Regions from separate parts of the Homo sapiens genome. Here all the other regions are linked to region 1. The links are chromatin contacts, found by Hi-C or POLR2A ChIA-PET in ENCODE. All regions are on one chromosome and are shown on one strand. Each heading gives the region's core, a stretch centred on a gene start or an enhancer-like site at or near the end of the contact. The rest is flanking DNA. Distances are from core to core; before and after follow the strand shown. Region 1 holds the start of LINC03099 (long intergenic non-protein coding RNA 3099). Region 2 has its middle 82 kb from the start of MIR1587. Region 3 has its middle 24 kb from the start of LINC03053.

What was found. Hi-C counts contacts between places; a loop is a spot of excess contacts on that map. ChIA-PET counts read pairs that join two places held with the same protein, here RNA polymerase II (POLR2A). Pooled maps may share reads with other maps.
Region 2: a map of posterior cingulate gyrus shows a loop between it and region 1 (3-fold over the local background). The contact joins the enhancer-like site here to the promoter of LINC03099 in region 1. A Hi-C loop is called at or near these places in 2 of 168 maps with a recorded cell type or tissue (chondrocyte and posterior cingulate gyrus) and 2 of 50 pooled maps. POLR2A ChIA-PET finds 5 or more read pairs at or near these places in 1 of 52 experiments (T-cell).
Region 3: a loop to region 1 is called in a map of psoas muscle, with 2.9 times the contacts of the local background. The contact joins the enhancer-like site here to the promoter of LINC03099 in region 1. A Hi-C loop is called at or near these places in 1 of 168 maps with a recorded cell type or tissue (psoas muscle) and 3 of 50 pooled maps. POLR2A ChIA-PET finds 5 or more read pairs at or near these places in 1 of 52 experiments (activated naive CD4-positive, alpha-beta T cell).

Annotation. Positions count from the first base shown.
Region 1 is chrX:40,260,637-40,265,005 of GRCh38, reverse strand. LINC03099 (long intergenic non-protein coding RNA 3099) reads right to left here and starts at 2,089. Exons shown (of 3, transcript NR_110386.1): 1 at 1,454-2,089.
Region 2 is chrX:39,753,532-39,757,900 of GRCh38, reverse strand. No RefSeq gene overlaps it. Among named protein-coding and RNA genes, the nearest start is that of MIR1587, 82 kb to the left of the region's middle. RefSeq lists enhancers at 2,261-3,210, 4,056-4,369. Within about 2 kb of position 2,645, at least 16 of the 41 ENCODE cell types and tissues checked have a DNase peak (open chromatin) inside an H3K27ac peak, as active enhancers do.
Region 3 is chrX:39,982,570-39,986,938 of GRCh38, reverse strand. No RefSeq gene overlaps it. Among named protein-coding and RNA genes, the nearest start is that of LINC03053, 24 kb to the left of the region's middle. Within about 2 kb of position 2,643, at least 3 of the 41 ENCODE cell types and tissues checked have a DNase peak (open chromatin) inside an H3K27ac peak, as active enhancers do.

The DNA.
Region 1 (4,369 bases), core at 840-3,339:
TGAGACCATCCTGGCTAGTACAGTGAAACCCAGTCTCTACTAAAAATACAAAAAATTAGCCGGGCGTGGTGGTGGGCGCTTGTAGTCCCAGCTACTCGGGAGGCTGAGGCAGGAGAATGGCCTAAACCCAGGAGGTGGAGCTTGCAGTGAGCCGAGATAGTGCCACTGCACTCCAGCCTGGGCGACAGAGCGAGACTCCGCCTCAAAAAGAAAAAAGAAAAAGAAAAACACCTAGCATACATAAAGGGCTTTACCATCTCATTTCATTCCATCAATGAGCAAATGGGGGTTACCCTGACAGCAGTTGGAGTTCAATTGCAGGGAAGAGAGAACCTCTCCAGCTATTTTAAGCAAGAAGAGATTTAACACAGGAAATTAGGTGCTGACAAAATTATTGGAAGGGTGCAGGAGGAGCAGTCTCTGGACTCCCAAAACAACACCACTGAACTGGTCTGCCAAGACTACTGCCATCTCTGCCACCATCAGGAAGGTGAGGCGTGAGGGAGCCTGCCTCTAGAAATGTAGATTTCCAGAGTGCACTACCATAGCTGCGATCCAAGGATCAGGAAGCCACTGCCACCACAACCCCTCTCAACACCCACAAAGCCGGTAACTGAGCAAACACTAGAATGTTGTTACACACACACACACACACACACACACACACACACACACACCTCTAGCAGGTACAGCCAGACTTCACACGATTGCATCTAACTGGTGAAACTGAATTCTCATCCACAGTCCCAGCTGCAAAGGTGTCTGGGAAATCCAGTTTTTAGCCTTCCAGTCTCTGCAGACCATGGGGGCACCATAGGACGAGGTTGGAAGGGAGGCTGTGTGCCTGCCACCATGCCTACATTTTGCAGATAAGGAAACTAAGGTTCAGAGAGGTTAAAGAACACATCCAAGGGCACATGGCTGGTAAACCCCAATCTCCCTGACTCCAAAACCCATACTTTCAATCATTATATTGAGCAAACAGCCCCATTCCATTTGGGGCTTTGGCAGTCTTGGGGCATCTTTCGGCCAGAGGGCCCACACGACAGCAGAAGCTAGCACACACCTTCTGCATGCTCAAAGGCTGGACAGTGGGCACTGAGGCACAACTGAGGCCCCGGGGTTGTGAATAGCTTATCTCAGGTTGACAGACAGAGGAGACTCATAATCGAACCCAGGGTTCCTAACTCCACGTATACTTCCTGACCTCACCTCCCTGCCCCCCGACATCGACATCTGGAGGAGGGGGAATACACACGCAGGCTGTCTCTGGAGACATGTTTCTTCAACACTCAGCTGCCCTGCATTTTTCTAGGTGAGGTATCTAGCCTCCAGCCTCTCCTCCCACGTTTGGAGAATCCTTCATCTTCCTAGTTGCCTCCCACCAGAAAAGCTAAAAATCCCAGATAGGGGCACTTTCCCAGCCGCCATTGCAGTTGGTATAGGCTCTTACCTTAGGCTCAATCCATCAGATGCCCCCATCAAAGGCTTGGAGTTGGGAACTAATAATACAGAGATGCAAGGAGCACAGAAGTCCATTCTGGTGGATGGTGGCAGTCGCCAAGTCAATGGCATTCCAGTTCCTGGGGCGACAGGGACCATATCCACGTCCCAAGGTGGCAGTGTATGCCAGGGAGTCCTGGATTTGGCAGCGAGGTCATCCCTGGATTGCCTGACTTTGGCTGTGGTCCTGACTGCTGTGCAGCCTCCTTGGTCGACTCACCAACTGTATTCTTCAGCCCTCTTGGTTATTTTGTGAGTTCCCCAAGATCCTTTTGATAAAGTCCTTTTCTGCTTAAATAAGCCAGAATTGTTTCCTGTTGCTTGGGAGCCAAGAGCTCCGGCTGTTACAGCTGAGCCGCTAGATTTTGCCTGGCTTCCCTCAGCGAGACCACACAGGACACTGCTAATTCTTGGATCCCTCAGGCATCCCAGTCCACTTCCTGGGAGCTCCCATATCCCAGGACCTTGGCCTGCTGATCTTACATTAAGAGAACTGGCCTGGTCTGACAGAGGGTCCCACATCCATCCTGGACAGCTTCATGGTGATGTTCCTGGGTCCCATCTCAGACTCTCCCCATCAAAGGCTTTCTCATTGACCATGACCTTTCCCTAGGCACAAGTGAGAGCTCCTCCCTCCCCGCTGCCCCACACCTCCCCACAGTCACCAGTTTGGCATCCAGAAAACATTTCCTCCTTCTCCAGAGACCTTGCTCTTTGTCAGCCTTCACTCCTAGCTGAAGCAAAACAGCTGTGGGCCCTGCTCAGACTCCAAAAATGCAGGCTGGGAGCTCTGGGGCCTCTGCAAGAATAATGGCTGAAAGCAGTGCCCCAGGTTCAAGGCCCCGGCTTTGCTGTCAAGATAGGGTGTGAATAAATGGCTTACTCTCTTGGGGCCTTGAAAAGAGAGGAGAGTGAGGGCCTAGCCATAGCAAAGCGAGCACTGCTCACTGTCAACACTGAACTGGAAGCAGGGAAGGACTGTGAGGAGGGCGTTCCTCACCTAGGTTTGGGGCCTGGGGTCAAAACAGTGGGCGGAATTGCCCGGGGCGTCATCCAGCCAGAGGCAGATAGGAGCAGGAAGGGCTTGGGTTCCCACAGGCAGCACTGTGGGACCAGCTCAAATCAGCTTCTGGCTGAGTGTAGACAGGGGTCAGGGGAGGGGGCCCATCTCAGGGGACGGCCCAGCTGGTAGGCAGACCGGAAGTCCACTGGGATGACGACAGCGTGCTGTAAACTTGGGCTTATCTCAAGGATGTTGCCTTTGTTCTCGTGATCCCTCGCTTTCCCAATAAAAGTACCCTTGAAAATTGAGCTGAGGCCCAGAAGGGCATGTGGGTCATGAGGCCCACAGAGCCAGGCTGCTGCTGCTGCAGGAGGGGTCAGAAGGGATGGGGCCACCACCGACCTGGCTGGGACTCTGGAGGAAGCAGGAGTAGCTCTCTGCAGTCAACATGGAGGAGTAAAGGGCAGGGGGAGCCCAGCAGAAGAAGGGTGCTTCTCTCCCCTCTGTTGGGAGCAGGAGAGGTACGATGAGAACATCACAGAGAGTACCAGGGACACGGGTGGGCTGGAGACAAGATGGAAAATCGCCTAACCACTAGGCTCAGGCAGTGGAACCACAAACGCCAGCCTCAACCAATACTTGAGGAAGGAGCGTGGATCTGGAGTCGGACAGGCTTGGGTTCAAATCCCAGCTATACCAGTCAATGGCTGTGGCATCCGAGGCAAGCCTTTGTGGCTGGACTGTTACACAGGCAGCCCTCAAGGAGCCGTACCTCCCACATCCCATGTATTGACTCTGAGTTTGGCCATGTGACTTTCTTTGGCTAATGGAATATTAATGAGCATGACGAAAAGCAGAGGAAGGATAATTGCTCACATATTGAGGCTTGTCCTCTTGGAACACTCCCTCCTGAAGCCCAGCTGCCATACTTGAAGATGCCCAAGCCAGCCAGATGAAAAGGTCGTGAAGAAGAGAGCTCAGGCCACCCAGCCAACAGCCAGCACCAAGGCCCTAGTCATGTGAGAGGCCTTCTTTGACCTTCCAGCCCAATCTAGCTGCCAATTGATTGTATCCCCATGAGAGATCCAGCTGACACCATATGGAACCCAAGAACCACCCAATCAATCTACAGAATTATGAGAAATTATCATTAATTGTCATTTTAAGCCACTAAGATTTGGGGTGGTTTTTGCACAGCAAAAAGGAACTGAAACACTGGTGAACCTTTCTGAACCTCTGTGGCCCCCTCCACAAAATGGGGTGATAATATTTGCTGCCAAAAGTTAGGAGTAAATTTAAGACACAATAATGATCATTTATGGAGTGCCTGCTGTGTTTCAGGTACTGTGGGAGATGCGGAATGTATGCCATTTAAAGCAGAACTCAGAGGTGTTAAGTAACTTGTCCAAGGTGGCCCAGCCAGGGTCAGAGCTGGGACTCTAACCCAGTTCTCTTGGATTTTAACAACTGTGATCTAGCAGGGCATCCTCTATCGGCACCGGTGAATGGATCACCTTCCAGGAAAGCACCAAACTGTCACACCTTTCTTTCCTTTTTTTTTTTTTTTTTTTGAGATGGAGTCTCACTTTGTCGCCCAGGCTGGAGTGCAGTGGCGCGATCTCGGCTCACTGCAAGCTCCGCCTCCTAGGTTCACACCATTCTCCTGCCTCAGCCTCCCGAGTAGCTGGGACTACAGGCGCCCGCCACCATGCCTGGCTAATTTTTTTTTTGTATTTTTAGTAGAGACGGGGTTTCACCGTGTTAGCCAGGATGGTCTGGATCTCCTGACCTTGTGATCCTCCCACCTCGGCCTCCCAAAGTTCTGGGATTACCGGCGTAAGCCACCGCACCCAGCCACTGTCA
Region 2 (4,369 bases), core at 1,396-3,895, 510 kb after region 1:
GTGTGGTAAGCAGAGCTGACCTTAGTTCCTTGGGTTTGGCGATGGTGCCCCTGTGTGGGGATGGTGGAAAGTAGGTGTGTCGAGGCCCCGTGGGCCTGGGTCACCGTCCAGATGGCGGACATCACAGTCTTCAAGGGGAAGCACAGCTGGCCTGTCTGGGTGATGGGGATGACAGTGCATGCACCCAGAGTTGGGCCAGGAGTTGTCCAGCCTCAGACTTTAGTCAGGGAGAGCCATCTGCACCTCAGCAGTTACCATTCAGGGGCAGCCTAGACCAGCCACTCCACTGCAATGAGACCTGATTTCTCTGCCTGTGTAAGGTCTCATGCCCCTTTGCTGTTCAAAGTGTGCTCTGAGGCCCAGCAGCCTTGGCATCACCCAAGAGCTTGGTAGGAGTGCACAATCTCAGGCCTGCCCCCAGACCTGCTAAATCAGCATGTGCACTTTTCACAAGCTCCCCAGGGGACTTGTTTGCACATTAAAGTTTGAGAAACACTGACATAAGTTCTATTCCCTTCCTCCATACACCTAAACTCCATCTTGTAGAAGAGAGGGGTGGTGGGGTGGGAATCTGGGAGAGCCTGGGCATTTGCCTAAAAGGACCATTTAAACAATTGTACTGCACTTAGTCTACTCTGTACAACTAAAATGTCATCACCCCACCCTGCCTTGCTATGCTCGACCAAGAATGGATCCTCCATAGACAAAGTAAAGAAATGAGATCTTCTTTTGCACATGTGACTGTAGTGTGAGTAGATTCGTGAGTTGGCTATGTGCAAAAGAAGAGAGTATGGCTGAGGGCAAAGGCATGCAGCCAGTTAGTGATAGAGGTGGCTAGAATTAGAACCCATATGCTTTTTTTTTTTTTTTTGAGACAGAGTTTTGCTCTTGTTGCCCAGGCTGGAGTGCAATGGCGTGACCTTGACTCACTGTAATCTCTGCCTCCCAGGTTCAAGTGATTCTCCTGCCTCAGCCTCCTGAGTAGCTGGGATTACAGGCATCTGCCACCATGCCCAGATAATTTTTGTATTTTTAGTAGAGACAGGGTTTCACTATGTTGATCAGGCTGGTCTCGAACTCCTGACCTCAGGTAATCCACCCGCCTTGGTCTCCCAGAGTGCTGGGATTACAGGCATGAGCCACCGTGCCCGGCCAGAACCCATCTGCTTTGACCTTGACTTTTTGCCGCCGCTACTTGAAGTGTGCTCGGTGGGTGAGTGCCAGTCCACAGCTGTCTGGCACCTGTCCTCAGTGAGCTAAGTACAGAAACTGGGAGCAAGTGTTTAGAAACTTTTATAGCAAGTCAACAGAGTATGTGTGTGTTTGTTAAATCTAACCGTAGAGGTTTGGGCTTGTGTTTTATGTTGTGTTTTTTTCTGCTTCATTTTTCCAGCAAATCATTTTTATTGTACTTTACAGAAGTATCTGTCCATAACGGATTGGAATTAATTAACAAACAAACACAAACAAGACTGGTCCTACATCCGTAGCTTCTTTGAGAAACAATGCTTTTGGCCGTGCCATTTCAAGTCAAGAAGAGAGATTCTGAAAAATATGAAAACATCTAAGGCTTGCCCCAGTCTGGGCAAAACGCATGAGCACTCACGCCTGAGGGGCCGGACTAACTTGGAAGGCATGGGTTATCATTTCTTTGTGTCCTCAGATTTCCCAGTGTCCACCCTGCCATAGGGAAGTCGGGGGGCAGGCATTCGTGGGGGACCTGGGGCTAAGTCATCCCATCTCCTGGCGCCCCAGTTTCCTCTCCTGCAACTGGGTCACCGGCAAGTGGGTCAGAGGTGCAGTTCTTCCCTGATGTGGCTGCTGCCTGCTCCGAAGAAGCAGATCTTTGTCAGCCTCCAGAGCTGCAGAAGGACACTATCTTGGGCATGAATATCCCACAGCAGCAGTGCTTTTCTTCTCTCTCCGCCGGACCTGGCTCATTCTTGTCTGGCAGAGGAACAAGCGATTTCTTTTTATGAGCCTGCAAACCTCCAGCCTCCCAGCCTCCCAGCTGGCTGGGTGCCAGGGCTGGGCCTGACACACAGGCTGACGTCCCCACCCAGACCCATGGTCCTGGCTGCTCCGAATTCTGGAGCGTCTGAGTCACCATGCCTGAGCCGGCGGCGTCTCCATGAAAGAGTTCAGAAGAATAAAGGAACAGGCTCTCCTATGGGCCTGCTGATAGCAATCTATCAGCATGACTACATTTTGGCCTCCTTTTTTTGCTGCCTCTAATCCAGCAAAGCAGGCTGTGGGTGTCTGATGGTGAACTGCCTAGCAGGGGAGGGAGTCCATCAGAGTTCCCTTCCCAAAGGCGATCGTGTGGGGAGTGTAAACCTCCCTCTGTCCTTCCCCCACAGTACTGTTGGTTTCTGCGCATGATGGAGTAGGGTGGGAGAAGGAGGCTTTTCTGGCTCGTTTGTCCGGGATCCTGAGACTACCCGGCCTCCACTGAGACGTGTGCAGGCCAGAGGGGCACCATCCACCTGCAAGACTACGGTGTCTGGAGGCGCTTGGCTGATTAGCCCTGCGGCTGGCCCCCAGTTTAATGAGCGTGGCGCCTGGTGTGCAGCTCAACCCCTGCTTGTTTAGACAGCCTTGCTGGCTGTGCCACGTGTCCCCTGCACCAGGCCGAGGAGGGGCAGCCCCCTGAGAAAGCCTGTTCCTTTATTCTTTCAGAACTGAGCCCCGGCTGCCCCGGCTTGGGTCAAAAGGCCTGCTGGGGCCTGGAGAGTCTTATTTCCTGAGGGGCTGAGGCCGGCCAAGGGGGCAACAGACAGTGGGGGACACTCGTGGATACAGGTGACAGGGCAGCAGGGGCTGCAGCCAATCTCTCCCTTCCCTGACCAGCCTCCCGGAGCTGAGTGCTGGCCGCATTGCTCTGGCCTCCCTGGGATTTCACATTTGATCGCTTTTCAGTGTGGCTGCAAAGGAAGGCTGCAGGAGCCATTTGGTGGGCACTGGCTGGGTCCGTTGTTAGCAGCATGGTGGGGGACAGAGTGGCTTTCCTAAGATGGAAAGCCTGTTGGTCCTGATTTCTGTACACTCTAAGGCCTTGGCCCTGTCTCCTCCTAGCACGGCACCCTAGGCCATCCTTGGTCCTACCTCTCCTGATGCTGCCCCTCCCCCAATATTTATGCTCCACCCGGCAGCCAGAGTGGACTTTATTTTTATTTATTTATTTATTTATTTTGAGATGGTGTCTCACTCGGTAGCGCAGGCTGGAGTGTAGTGGCATGATCTTGGGTCACTGTAACCTCTGCCTTCTGGGTTCAAGAGATTCTCCTGCCTCAGCCTTTTGAGTAGCTGGGATTACAGGCACCCACCACCACACCTGGCTAATTTTTTATATTTTTAGTAGAGATGGGGTTTCACCATGTTGGCCAGGCTGGTCTTGAACTCCTAACCTCAGGTGATCCACCTGCCTCGGCCTCCCAAAGTGCTGGGATTACAGGCATGAGCCACTGTGCCCAGCCTTAATTTTTATTTTGTAAACTTTTGATTTTGAAATAATTACAGACTTGAAAACTTGCAAAAGGAGTGCCAAGACTTCCTGAATCTACTTTCCTCAGATTCCCCCAATGTTAACATTTTTACCAATTTTTGTGTGCTTTCTCCACACACACACATTTCTGTTTTCCCTGAAGCTTTTGAGATTAAATTTTAGACATGATGCTCCTTGAACCCTGAAATATTTCAGGGTGCATTTCCTAAAAACAAAAACAACAAGGATGTTCTCTTAAATAACCACAGTACGGTTTATCAAAATTGGGAAATATACACAGATATTTACACAGATGTTACCTGATCCCCAGATCTTATTCAAATCCTGTCAGTTGCTCCACTAATGTCCTTCAAAACAAAAGAAAAGAAATATTTCTCTGGTTCAGGATCCAATTCAGAATTGCACACTGTAATCTGTTGTTGTGTGCCTGTTGTGTAATCTGTTGTTGTGTGTCCTATAATCCAGCATAGTCCCTTAGTCTATCCTTGTCTTTCATGACATGAACACTTCTGAAGAATAAGGGCTGGCGATTTCATAGACTGACCCTTAGTTGGGCTTTGTCTGATGTCTCTCGTGATCAGATTCAGATACTGCATGTTTCGCAGGAATGCCACTCAAGTGATGGGTGTCCTCCATGCATCGTATCAGGAGGCACGTGATGCCCATTTGTTCCATTACCGGTAATGTTAACATTGATCACTTGGCTAAGGTGGTGTTGGCCTGCTCTCTTCACTATGTTATTATTTTTCCCTTTAAAACTAATAGTATCTTATGGCTAGAGCAATTTTTTTTTTAAATGGCAATCTGATGACGTCACCTCCTTTCCTAACCCCAGCTGAAATCCTAACTCCTTATCTTGGTGTG
Region 3 (4,369 bases), core at 1,394-3,893, 280 kb after region 1:
CCAGCTACTCGGGAGGCTGAGGCACGAGAATTGCTTGAACCCGGGAGGCGGAGATTGCAGTGAGCGGAGATTGCACCACTGCACTCCAGCCTGGGTGACAGAGCCAGACTCCATCTCAAAAAAAAAAAAAAAAAAAAAAAAAAGGTCTATCCCCAGCAAGGTCGCCCGCCACACAAACATATATATATATATATATATATATATATATATACACAAACACATAGACACACATGGGTCCGTGTACCTCCATCGGTATACAAAACAGGCTCTGGGAATGGCTGATCTCATATAATCCTTTTGATGCTTTGGTTTCAGTTGAAAACAAAAGCCTGGGAGGGAGGGTTGGCTCCTGAGTGCCTGAGAACATCAGATGCGGCCCTGCCCATAAAGCCCAAAGGCAGGGGAACACGGAGGCTTGGCTACTGCCTAGGGCCATGGAGGGGAAAGGACCCTACAACAGGAGGAGGTAAAGCCCAGATTTGTGTTTCTGTAAACTGCCCTGCCCATGGGTGGGTGGCAGAGCTGGGGTTCAGCCCAGCCCATCTGATTCCTCAGCTTGGGTTCATGCCACTTTGCCTCCCAAGGAAAAGACCAGAAGGAATTGGGCATGAACTCAAAGACCAGGGGATGAAACAAGTGTGTGTGTGTGTGTGTGTGTGTGTGTGTGTGTTTATGTGTGTGTGTGTGTTTTACCTGAAGGAAGGAGGAAGCAACAAGAAAAAAAAAGTCAGAAATTTGGGTTTTCATATTCCTTGGCCTCATGGGAAATTCATACTAGAGCTTTCCTGGTCAAAGTACCCACCAACTGGCCTGTTACTTTATCTTTGAAATGAGAATAATGAAGGTAGGTTTTGTAGAATGCTAGTAGTGAAGTTAAAAACACTTCTTGCTAAAATCATATTTATGACTACATTCGTGGTTCTGAGAATCTGGATATGGAGAATGACTGGTCACTGAGGTCCTCCCTTTTGTCCTCACCCCTTACAGTCTGTTCTGGAAACAACAGCCAGAGGTATCCCCTGAAACCCGAGTCAGATCCTGTCCCTTTTGGCACACAATTCTCCAGAGCCTTCCTGTGTTATATGAGTGAAAGTCAAGGGTGTTAGGAAGGCCCTGGCTGGTCTGGTTCCTGCCCCCTCCCTTCTCTGAGCTCAAGGCCACTCACCTCCCCTCCCTTCCTCCCTTTCAGCCACATGGGCTGCTTTGCCGTTCCTGGAATACACTGAGCTCACTCCTCCCTCAGGGCCTTTGCACTGGCTATTCCCTCTGCTGTTATGCGGTTCCCTGGCCTGCTCTTTCTGTATTGTCTGCAGGGCTCCTTCCTGCACTGCTCAAGGTCTTTGTTGAAGTGTCAACTTCTCAGCAAGTAAGTCCCTGGTCACGCTTTTGAAAACTGCATCCTTTCCCCAAACCCCAGCTCCTATATTCCCTGTCTCCTTTTCTCCTTCCCACTCACTACCATAAAACTACATGTTTGGCTTATTTGTTTGCTACCTTTCTTTCCCACAAAAATGTAAGCTCTTGACTGCAGGGATTTTTTTTTTTTTAAATCTGTTTTGTTCACCACAGTTTCCCAGGGCCCACAACAGCGAGTGACATACAGCAAGTGCTGGGTGATTATTCGTTGCATAACGAATGACTGAGCCAGCGAATGACGGGTTGGAAGGATTAAATGAGACCATGCGTGCGAGGCACAGAGTGGGGGCACAGTGGCCTGATTTTCTGAGGGTATGGCCTCGGGCTCATGCCTGCCTTGGCCCAAGGATCCCCTTTCTCTCCCAGGACCCCTTGTGGTTTGAACGCCAGTGGCCATGCTGTCAGAGCAGCCCTCAGTTGGCCAGGCTTTTGCTGGATTTTCAATAAGTGATTTCCCTCCATGGACAGAGCAAGAATCACTTAAAATCATTCATGAGAAACTCATGGCTGTGATTTCTGCAGGCGGCTTTGCAGGCCATGAGAGCCTGCGAGGGTTTGTGGGGTGAGCAAGGGGAGGTGACAAACAGAGAGCGAAAAACATTCAGCCTGCTTCTCTGTGGCCTCCCGCCTCCTCTTTTTTCCTGAGACTTGGGTCAGAATAACTGTTTTGGGCAGGAAAAGCTGCTAGGGTGAACGCCGAGGCCCAGCCATGCTCCAGTCTTGGACTTTAGCCCCCACAGTAGGGGATGTGGTTGTGGCAGACCCAGCTCCCCACTGCCCCGCTCTGTCTTCCCAGGCTGGGAAGCTGCTCCCTTAAGCCTCATCCTGGAGCTTGGTTGCCTTGGTTCCCTAGCTACATGGTTGTGGGGTGGCCCCTAGGGTTCATTTCTGTAGCCCCATGTACCCTGCAACCCTCGCTAGTGGTTCAACCTGTGGGATTGGAATTTTGCCAGGGGACATCTCTGCTCCTCCTGGTGGCTTGTCTTGACCTGCTCTTTGTAGCAGACACTTTTGGTGCCCCACCCGCCTGCCTGTAGCCTCAAACACCCATGCCTCGGCCTGAGGGAGTTTTGCTGGCTGTGCACTCTTTCAGCACGCAGGGCAGGCCAGAAATGCAGCCGTGACGGGGGGATCAGCAGATAAATACTCCAGCTGCCTCATCCTTCTGTTGGGGAAACTTTGAGGCGTGTTCTACGCCGTCTCCCAGAGATCCCTGGTAGGATTGAGCCCCAGTTGCCCACAGTAACAGCTGCCTTGATTACATAAGCTTTCTTGGCTTCCTTCCCTTCTCTGCTGGCTTCCTTGCTTCCTTTCCTGGGATCATTCTGATTGGGGTGGAATAGCGATGGTTGCAAATTCTTTGTCATCCCCCCTACTAAGAGATAGGGTGTTGTTATGGATTGAATTGTGTCCCACAAAAAGATATGTTGAGGTCTCAATCCCCAGTACCTGTAAATATGACTTCGTTTGGAAACAGGCTGTTTGCAGATGTAATCAAGTTAAGATGAGGTCATACTGGATTAGGGCGAGCAGCCCTGAATCTAATGACGAATGTACTTGTTAGAAGAGGAAATGTGGGCACAGAGACACACAAACACAAAGAGAGAAGAAGGCCATGCAAAGAGGCAGAGACAGATGCACAGACATACCACGTGACTGCAGAGGTGGAGATGAGGTGATGCTGCTGAAACCGAGGAATGCCAAGGATTGCTGGCAACCACAGAAGCCAGGAAAGAAGCCTGGGACAGATTCTTCCTCAGAACCCCCATGGAGGAACCAACCCTGTTGACCTCTTGGATTCAGACTTCTGGCCTTCAGAACTGTGAAAGAATGAATTTCTATTGTTTAAAGTCACTCAGTATTAGCCAGGCGTGGTGGCTTATGCCTGTAATCCCAACACTTTGGGAGGCTAAGGTGGGTGGATCACTTGAGGTCAGGAGTTCGAGACCAGCCTGGCCAACATGGTGAAACCCCGTCTCTACTAAAAATACAAAAATTAGCCGGGCATGATGGCGGGCGCCTGTAATCCCAGCTACTCGGGAGGCTGAGGCGGAGAATCGTTTGAGCCCAGGAGTCGGAGGTTGCAGTGAGCCGAGATCACACCACTACACTCCAGCCTGTACGACAGAGCAAGACACTGTCAAAAAAAAAAAAAAAATAAGCCACTCAGTCTGTGTGGCACTTTACTAAGGCAGCCCTAGCAAACTAACAAAGTGTCTTTCTCCATTCCTTTGAATCTGGGCTGGGCCTGGGATGGTTTTGAGCAATAGCACGTGGCAACATGATGCTGTGCTGGTTCTAGGCCTAGACCTTTAGAGGCATGGTGGCTTCCACTTCATCTGCCTTGGAACCCAGTCACTGTGCTGTTGGGGGAGTCCAGGCAACCGCATGGAGAGGCCTGCATAGCCGCTGTCAAGCTGCCAGGCAACAGCCTGCACCAACTTGCTAGCTCTTTAGAAAACAATTCTTCCAGCCCCACTTGAGCTGCCCTAGCTGATGCTCAAGTTGTAAAATTGTGAGCAAATAATGGTTGTTTGTTTTAAGCCACCAAGTGTTGGGGTGGTTCATTGCCCAGCAATAGATAACTGAAACATGTATGCACTATTTGCACTGGAATCCTTGTCTTAACGTATTCCTCTGGGGGAACACTCCAAAAAACTTATTCTGCTATGGTTTGAATATTTTTGTCCCCTCCAAAAGTCATGTTGAAACGTAATGGCCAATGCAATAGTGTTGGGATGTGGGTCCTAATGAGACGTGTGTAAGTCATGAGGGCTCCATTCTCACGAATGGATTATGTTGTTATAAAAAGGGCTTGCAGGAGTAGGTTCCTCTCTTTTCTGCTCTTCCACTCTGTGAAGACACAGAAAGAAAGCCCTCGTCAGATGCCGGTGCCTTGATTTTGGACTTTCCAGCCTCCAGAACTGTGAGAAGTAAATTTCTGTTCATTATA